2 separate regions of the Homo sapiens genome follow, and region 2 is linked to region 1. A link is a contact called in ENCODE Hi-C data. All regions are on one chromosome and are shown on one strand. The core of a region is the stretch at or near the end of the contact, and the rest is flanking DNA. Distances in the headings are between cores, read along the strand shown.

Region 1 (4,145 bases), core at 611-3,110:
CTTCTCTATACTCTAGAAGTAGTCCTGTCTTTCTTTATCTCCCCTAAACTGTGAACAACTTGAGAGCATGGGTGATGATTTATTCCTCTTTCTATGGCCACAGCCTAGCAAGTGGAGTGGGAGGAGGAGAGTACCTGTCCCTGCGAAATGAAATTTTTTTTTTTTTTTTTTTTTTAAGATAGGGTCTTACTCTGTTACCCAGGCTGGAATTGCAATGGCACAATCAGGGCTCACCGCAGCCTTGACCTCCCGGGCTTAAATAATCCTCCCGCCTCAGTCCCCCAGTTATCTGGGACTACAGGTGTGGGCCACCATGCCCGGTTAATTTTCTTTTTTTTTTTTTGAGACAGAGTTTCACTCTTGTTGCCCAGGCTGGAGTGCAATGGCGCGATCTCGGCTCACCGCAACCTCTGCCTCCCTGGTTCAAGCAATTCTCCTGCCTCAGCCTCCGAGTAGCTGGGATTACAGGCATGCACCACCCCGCCCGGCTAATTTTGTATTTTTAGTGGAGACGGGGTTTCTCCATGTGGGTCAGGCCGGTCTTGAACTCCCGACCTCAGGTGATCCGCCCGCCTTGGCCTCCCAAAGTGTTGGGGTTACAGGCGTGAGCCACTGTGCCCAGCCCTGCCCGGCTAATTTTGTTCATTTTTTGTAGAGGTGGGATCTCCCTATGTTGCCCAGGCTGTTGTCAAACTCCTGGACTCAAGCCATCCTCCCTCCTCGACCTCCCAAAGTGCTGAGATTATAGGCATGAACTACCACGCCTGAAGGAAAGTATTTCTACTGTTTTAAGGGCATGGGACAATTTCAAGCCTGTTTCTTGGAAGTAGTTCACATTCTTTAATTACAGACATTCACCTGATCATGGCGGGTGTGGTGGCTCACGCCTGTAAACACAGCACTTTGAGAGGCCAAGGCAGGAGAATCACTTCAGCCCAGGAGTTGGAGACCAGCCTGGGCAATATAGCGAGACCCTGTCTCATCTCTCTCTCTCTAGGTATATATAAAAGACATTCACCTGACCTGAGGAGTTCAGAGACCTTATAAACTGCTCTAGCTAGAAGTCAAGTTGGTAACTTGTGAGACACGGAAGTTAAGCGTCTAAATTAACGTTACCAAACTCAAAAATCTATACACTGCATTCATTCTCTACATTTATTCTGTGCAAGCCCTCTAGGTATTAGAATCTAGGAAAAGGAAATTTTACACTTAAGAACACCTGTGCTCCCTTAACATATACCAAAATATTTGATAAATGACACAGTATTTTGAATTTGTAGGTGGCTGGCTTTTCTTTTGCAGACCACACCTGTTAATATCACCTGGCCCTGTCTTGGGATCTACATGTAGTCTTGTCACCACTGGTCAATTGGCACATGGTTTTCCGAACATCAGTCGCCTGGGACAGCTCTGTAATTACTTGTTAATTACTTGAGTCGAATGATTCCGAACTCATGGTAGTTGCTTCGCCTTCATTGATCATTCACCATTTGGTTCTGTGCCAGCAGGATGCCCGGCTGCTTGGTCACAGGCATTGCGCAAGCTGGCACCGGGATCGTGGCCTCTTTAAGTCAACTTCTGGCTGAGGGAATCCGGCGACACTAGCCCGCGGAGAAGAAGGGCTGAAGGTGGAGCAGGGGGACACGCCGCGTCCCACCAGACGTACGCCGCGACGCCTGCTGGTGGATATTACCCGGGACCTCAAAGCGGCCGCCCGCCGATCCTCAGCGCCAAGCCACGGCCGGATGCGCTCAGGGCGGACCCGCGCGGCCCGGCCCCTCAGGGAGCCCGGGTGGGGGCGGGGCTGGGCGGGGCGGGGCGCGGCGCGCGCGGGGCGGGGGCGCGCGGCCTGTGGCGCCGTCACCCGGCAGACTCCGGAGGGTAGAGCGCTGTGCCGGTTCCGCTGCCGCTGGCCAGGAGCGCGGGGACAGTTCGGGGCTGCGCCGGAGGCCGGCCCGCCTTCCCGGGGGTTCCGTTATCATGTCGCTGAGGCAGCGCCTGGCCCAGCTGGTTGGCCGTCTGCAGGACCCGCAGAAAGTGGCCCGTTTCCAGCGGCTGTGCGGGGTGGAAGCGCCGCCGCGCCGCTCAGCAGACCGGAGGGAGGATGAGAAAGCGGAGGCGCCTCTCGCCGGAGACCCTCGACTGCGAGGGCGGCAGCCAGGGGCGCCTGGAGGCCCCCAGCCTCCCGGGAGCGACCGCAATCAGTGCCCGGCCAAGCCGGACGGCGGCGGCGCCCCCAACGGCGTGCGGAACGGGCTGGCGGCCGAGCTGGGCCCGGCCTCGCCGCGGCGCGCGGGCGCTCTGCGCCGCAACTCGCTGACGGGCGAGGAGGGCCAGCTGGCCCGCGTGAGCAACTGGCCGCTCTACTGCCTGTTCTGCTTCGGCACGGAGCTGGGCAACGAACTCTTCTACATCCTGTTCTTCCCCTTCTGGATCTGGAACCTGGACCCTCTGGTGGGCCGGAGGCTCGTGGTCATCTGGGTGCTGGTCATGTACCTGGGCCAGTGCACCAAGGACATCATCCGCTGGCCGAGGCCCGCCTCGCCGCCCGTGGTCAAGTTGGAGGTCTTCTACAACTCTGAGTACAGCATGCCCTCCACCCATGCCATGTCCGGCACCGCCATCCCCATTTCTATGGTCCTCCTCACCTATGGCCGCTGGCAGGTAGGGTTCCTTCTCGTCCTGTTCAGCCTGGGGGAGTTCAAAGAACTCGGAGTTCTCTTTGCTCTCTGCATTTATTTTAATTCGACCGTTCCCCTCCAAAGCCTCTCTTTCCACAGGTTTTCACAATACTCGCAAACAGGCCCTTTCTGGGTTTTGAAAAATTAAGTGATTGGGGGAAACTGGATACTTAGCCGTTGAATTCTATTTTAATATTAAATTCCAATTTAATGCCTTAGAACCCAAAGGACACACTTTTCCTAGAGTAATACATTGTCATTGGGCTTTGGTTGAGTTTTTTAAACGGCTTTAATTCTTGTAATGCACAGTGGAAGTGAATTTTTTAAATAATCGCTATGTAAACTAAGACCCAGTTTCACCGTAATATATGGTGCCTTCTTCCCTAAAACTGTTTCAGAAAGAGGTAAAGTCATTAGCTTTACCGTGAGACAGTGTTTACAAAACGTTAGTGTAATTCCAAAACAAACATGCTAGTTCCAAGCAATGAAGTAATCGATTTTCATCGAAGTTCCCTTTATGGAAGTTAATGGAGCACAGGGTGAGTTCTGTTTTTAAGGGGTGTGGTTGCTACTTTGCTGATAAAGTTTGATTATCTTCTGGATCACTAATCTGTAGTATCTAACAGTTGTTGAGCTACAACTGTAATACTATAGTGTTATTGCCTCATTAACTCTAAAAATGCATGGTTTAAAAGTTATTCTTAAAGATAGGGCTCTTGATCAAACTAGTGGGTTTATAAAAATGGCAAATATGACAGCAGGGTCAGCCTGACAATCAGGAAAATTTTTTTTTTTTTTAACCCTCTCTGAAAACTGCCAAGGGAAGAGTTTTTAATGGTAATCGTTTTTATTTTGCTTACTTCTTTTGGCCTTCCAATGTTTATCTGTCTTTGAACTGTAAGATTTGTTAATCCTGCAGACCAGTCCCTTATTTTAAGAATAAAGTGCGTAATTGTGGAGATTCTAAGGAAACAAACTTCCTCTATTTTTTCCCCCTTTACTTCACAAAATCATTTTACATTGAGAAATACACATTCTGTGTAAAACTCCATTATGATAAGCTTACTTATCCCACATTAAATTTCAGTGTAGATAAAATTTCGTCCCCATGGATACTTCTGTGTAGTGCATCTCTCTTACAGTACATGGAAAATACGCATTGTGCATAGTAAGAATGGCAGAATTAGGAGGAAAGAGTACCATGGGAAGTTTTTTTCTGTTTAACCAAAGGAGCTATACGGTGATGTTCAGATTGTGAAGCAGTGCTACCTGTTTTGCGTAACAGATAAATATCTCGAAGTTTTCATTTAATCTAAATATTTCAGAATTTAAGATTTTCAATGAGCTGTGTTTGGCCTGGTGATGTTAGCTGATGATGTTTCTCTTATTTTCGTGAGACTTTTAGGATTCTGTAACAATAGAGCCTTTTATGATGCCTTCTCAGTGAGTAGCTATTTTGTATGC
Region 2 (3,896 bases), core at 76-2,575, 1.4 Mb before region 1:
TTGAGGAATGTGTGTCACAAGAATTGTGTGTGACATATCCCCAAATTTCCACATTCAAAAGTCAGGGATAATATGGTATTCATCCGGGAATCAGTAACTCATGGGAAAAGCTCAAGATGTCATTCACTTTGGAGACCAGATGTAAAGGAGTAGTATGGGTACTTTGTCTCAGGGTGGAAAGTGTCTGTTATGGTTTTCTTCCTTCCCATGGGACTTGTTGCACACTCTTACAATGGCGGCAGGACCGGCACGCTTGCTTGCACAGCTGTGAGCTGCATGAAGGCAGGGATGGTTTTGGTCTTATCCGTTATGGCATCCCCTTGTGGCAAGTTAGGTGTTCAATAAATATCGGTGGAATGCATGTGATTACACTTCATGCCACAGTATATAAATATGATTTTAACTGGACAGGGAACTGCAAAAGTTTCCCATATTGATCCTTTTTGCAATCTTAATTATGGTACTCTGAGCTGGGATATTGCCTAAACTGTCTGGGCTACAACAAACTCTGAAGGGGCTTTTACTTCCACGTCCATAGTGGTTGAGGGTTCGCGTTGTGTGAACGCTGGAGCCTCACGTGAGTAGCTGAGTAGCGAGGATGGTCACTCCCAGATAAACGAATACAGGATTCTCGCGGCTGGGAGCGGTCGCCCGGCGAGGTCGGTCATTCTGCCTGTCCGGTAGCACCACGAAACACCTGCCACTGACACCTCCCCACCAGCCCCCGAGGGTTCGCGCAGGCATCCCGAGCCGCGCCCCCTGGTCCGCCGCAGCCAGATTCCCTCCCGGGCGGGTTACGCCCCTAGGCGCAAAACGGAACCACTCCGTATGAAGAAGACAAAGTATAACCAGTCACACCAAAGAGAGGCAGCATTATTTAGACAGCCGGCTACTCCCCCAGAGACTCCACCCAGTCCCCTGGGCCCGGCGTCCAGCGCGCAGACGGTGCCCGGCTCCAGGAGTTCCAGCTCCCTCCACGTGTCCTGTCTTCCCAGCAGCCTCCTCTGCCGCCTCGGGAGGAAAATCTCCTGACAACTCGCGGTCTGCGGACTACGACTCCCAGGAGGCGCCGCGCCGCGGCTCTCCCCGCCCCCCCCCGCCCCCCCCCCCCTCCCCGGGACGCGCAGGCGCCTTGGGCTCCGTCAACAAGCCGGGCTGGCGTCGCCTGGATGCGGTTTCTTCCGGGATTTGTAGTTTTTCTGGAGCTACCCGGGCCGTCTGTTAGAGGGACAAGAACTACAAGTCTCGGCTGCCCCAGCGCTGCGAGCCTGGTCACGTGGCGGGGGCCGACCGGGCGTGCGTGCCGCCGTTGATCCGGTGCTGCAGTGAGGAGGTGGTTCTTGCCCGTGTTGTGTGTGTGTGTGAGTGAGAGAGCGAGTGAGTGAGTGAGTGAGTGTGTGTGTGGGGGGGACTCGGCTTGTTGTTGTCGGTGACTTCCCCCTCCCCTTCACCCCTTCCCCTCCCCGCCGCCGCTGCAGTGGCCGCTCCCTGGGCCGTAGGAAATGAGCGATAACGATGACATCGAGGTGGAGAGCGACGTGAGTCCTGGGGCTTCTTCCTTCCCGTGCGGGTTGTCAGGCGGGGACAGCGGCCGGGGCTCTTAGCGGGGCGACGGCGGGAGGGGGCCGGGCTGCCGCCGCCTCCTTCCCCTTCCCCTCGGGGCCAGGAGTGCCTCCGTCGCGTTCCCGGTTCGCTCCCCTCCGGCTCCTGGCCGGAGCGGCCTCCTGGGACTGGAGGTTGGGGGAAGACACGCGGCTTCTGGGACCCCCACCTCCTCCCTTGCGGGAGGGTGCTGCGGCCTCCCGCTCCCACCTTCCCCGGCTCAGGATCCGGGGGACAAGGATGGGGGGCGCCCGGGATCCCATTGTCCGGATCCAGGGGAAGGGGACGGCGTTCAGGACCTGCCCCTTCGGACTGCGATCCTCTCCTCCCGTGACCCGCGGATCCTGGGGGCCGGGGAAGGGCGGAGAGGGGTTGGGGGTGCCTAGATGCCCGAGCTGGGTCTGCAGGGAGGAGACAGTGCTCGGGACCCCTCTGGCCCAGGTCGGATCCCGGAAGGAGGGGCGGCGCTCGGGACCCCTCTACCCTGCTACCGGATCCCGCCGAGGGTGGAAGGGTGGGGGCAAGGGGTGGGGAGGGAGGAAGGGGTGTCGGGCTGACTCCCCACCCTCCGCTTCCTCTGCCGCCGGCATTTTCTTTCTTATTATTGAATGTTAAGTGTAAAAATAACTTCTATATTTTCTATTTTTTTTTTTCTCTCTTATTCCAGGAAGAGCAACCGAGGTTTCAATCTGCGGTACGTCTCCTACTCTCCATTTCATTTTTATTTCCGTTCAGTTCTATTCCTTTTTGGGGTCAGAGAGAAAAAGAGATCGTACTATTACTTTTAATATTGTAGTAAACTCTAATGTTAACCACTAAGGTGAGGTGGGGCCTGGTTCTGGAGGGTGGGGGGGTTGCAAATCCCATTATTCTAGATTCTCAGGTGATAAGTTCAGTGATTCTAGGTGAGTAAGAGGAGCTGTATGCAAAGAATTGAATTGTTCTGTAGTTTTCAGATAGGGGATCCAGATGCCACTATGTAAGTGGAAATGAGAAATGCAGCATTCTGGTCTGGTAGTATTATTTCAGGGCAAAGTGGTCAGAAGATTTATTTAGGAACAAGTAGGTTTTAAACCATATCTGTATAATTGTGTGAAGCTGAAGCCACATGCGGTAATCGCCTTTAACCAAGTCATGTGACTGCTATAGACCCGTAGAATCTAGCACAACATGGTATTCTAATGCAAAAATTGGAAATGTAGAGGAGCCAAACGTTACATCATCAAAGTGTCACATAAAGTTATTATGGTCTGATTCTCTGTATTTGAAGAAAAGGTATAAAGAAAATTAAAAAATAGCTGAAGAAAAGTGGCATTGCAGAGACAGCTTTGCTGAAAGGTGATGGATGAGACCATAGAGTGTTATCAATAATTTCTTAGGGTTTTGATATTAATGTTCTCAGTAGATGGTTCTGTGGATTTAGATAAGCACTAATTCCATGTCTTTGGAGTCTGAGACAGTAATATGGATGTTTCATGAATAGATTTGAGGGAAAAAAGAATACACACAGAATAAATCAGAATCAGCGAGGGGAAGAGAAATAAGTATATCAGAGTGTCTAATATTTGATAGTTGGGAGCAGTAAGAAATGTATAGAATGGGGGTAAAAAGTTCAAATGCCCATGAGGGCCATAAAGAATAAAGAAGGAAGAGGTGAGGGCTTGGGTACTGGAGAGCAGTGCCTCTTCTAAAAAGTCAGCACTACTGAACTCCAGTGGTTTGTTAGTAGGAGTGAAGGGTCAGTATTGCCAGATCTTCCTATTTTTAATTTTATTTTATTTATTTATTTTTGAGACAGAGTCTCACTCTGTCACCAGGCTGGAGTGCAATGGCGCTATCTCGGCTTACTGCAACCTCCGCCTCCTGGGTTCAAGCGATTCTCTTGCCTCAGCCTCCCGAATAGCTGGGACTACAGGCGCGTGCCACCACACCCAGCTAATTTTTGTATTTTTAGTAGAGACGGGGTTTCACCATGTTGGCCAGGCTGGTCTCGATCTCTTAACCTCGTGATCTGCCAGCCTCGGCCTCCCAAAGTGCTGGGATTACAGGCATGAGCCACCACGCCCAGCCGATCTTCCTATTTTTTAAGAAAGATTAGAAATCTAAAACTTTATGTTATTTTTCTGATTTTTAAAATGATGTGTGGAACAACTGTTTGGGGGCTTGTTAGAATTTGCAGGATGTCACTTTGATACCTCTGGTATAAGAACTTGATAACCACAGGGTAAAGGCAAGCCATCTCAGTTATACCTGCTCTTCATTAGAGCAAGCAAAGATTGTGCAGGTTGTCTAAG

Evidence for each region. Hi-C counts contacts between places; a loop is a spot of excess contacts on that map. Pooled maps may share reads with other maps.
Region 2: a map of B cell shows a loop between it and region 1 (11-fold over the local background). The contact joins the promoter of MAX here to the promoter of SGPP1 in region 1. A Hi-C loop is called at or near these places in 2 of 168 maps with a recorded cell type or tissue (B cell and sigmoid colon) and 6 of 50 pooled maps.

The regions. Positions count from the first base shown.
Region 1 is chr14:63,725,780-63,729,924 of GRCh38, reverse strand. SGPP1 (sphingosine-1-phosphate phosphatase 1) reads left to right here and starts at 1,860. Exons shown (of 3, transcript NM_030791.4): 1 at 1,860-2,664. The coding sequence starts at 1,981. RefSeq lists enhancers at 1,369-1,558, 2,519-2,568, 2,213-2,714 and silencers at 1,769-1,868, 2,159-2,258.
Region 2 is chr14:65,099,946-65,103,841 of GRCh38, reverse strand. It overlaps MAX (MYC associated factor X), which reads left to right and starts at 1,325. Exons shown (of 5, transcript NM_002382.5): 1 at 1,325-1,538; 2 at 2,270-2,296. The coding sequence starts at 1,503. RefSeq lists enhancers at 911-1,060, 1,754-2,254 and a silencer at 1,391-1,740.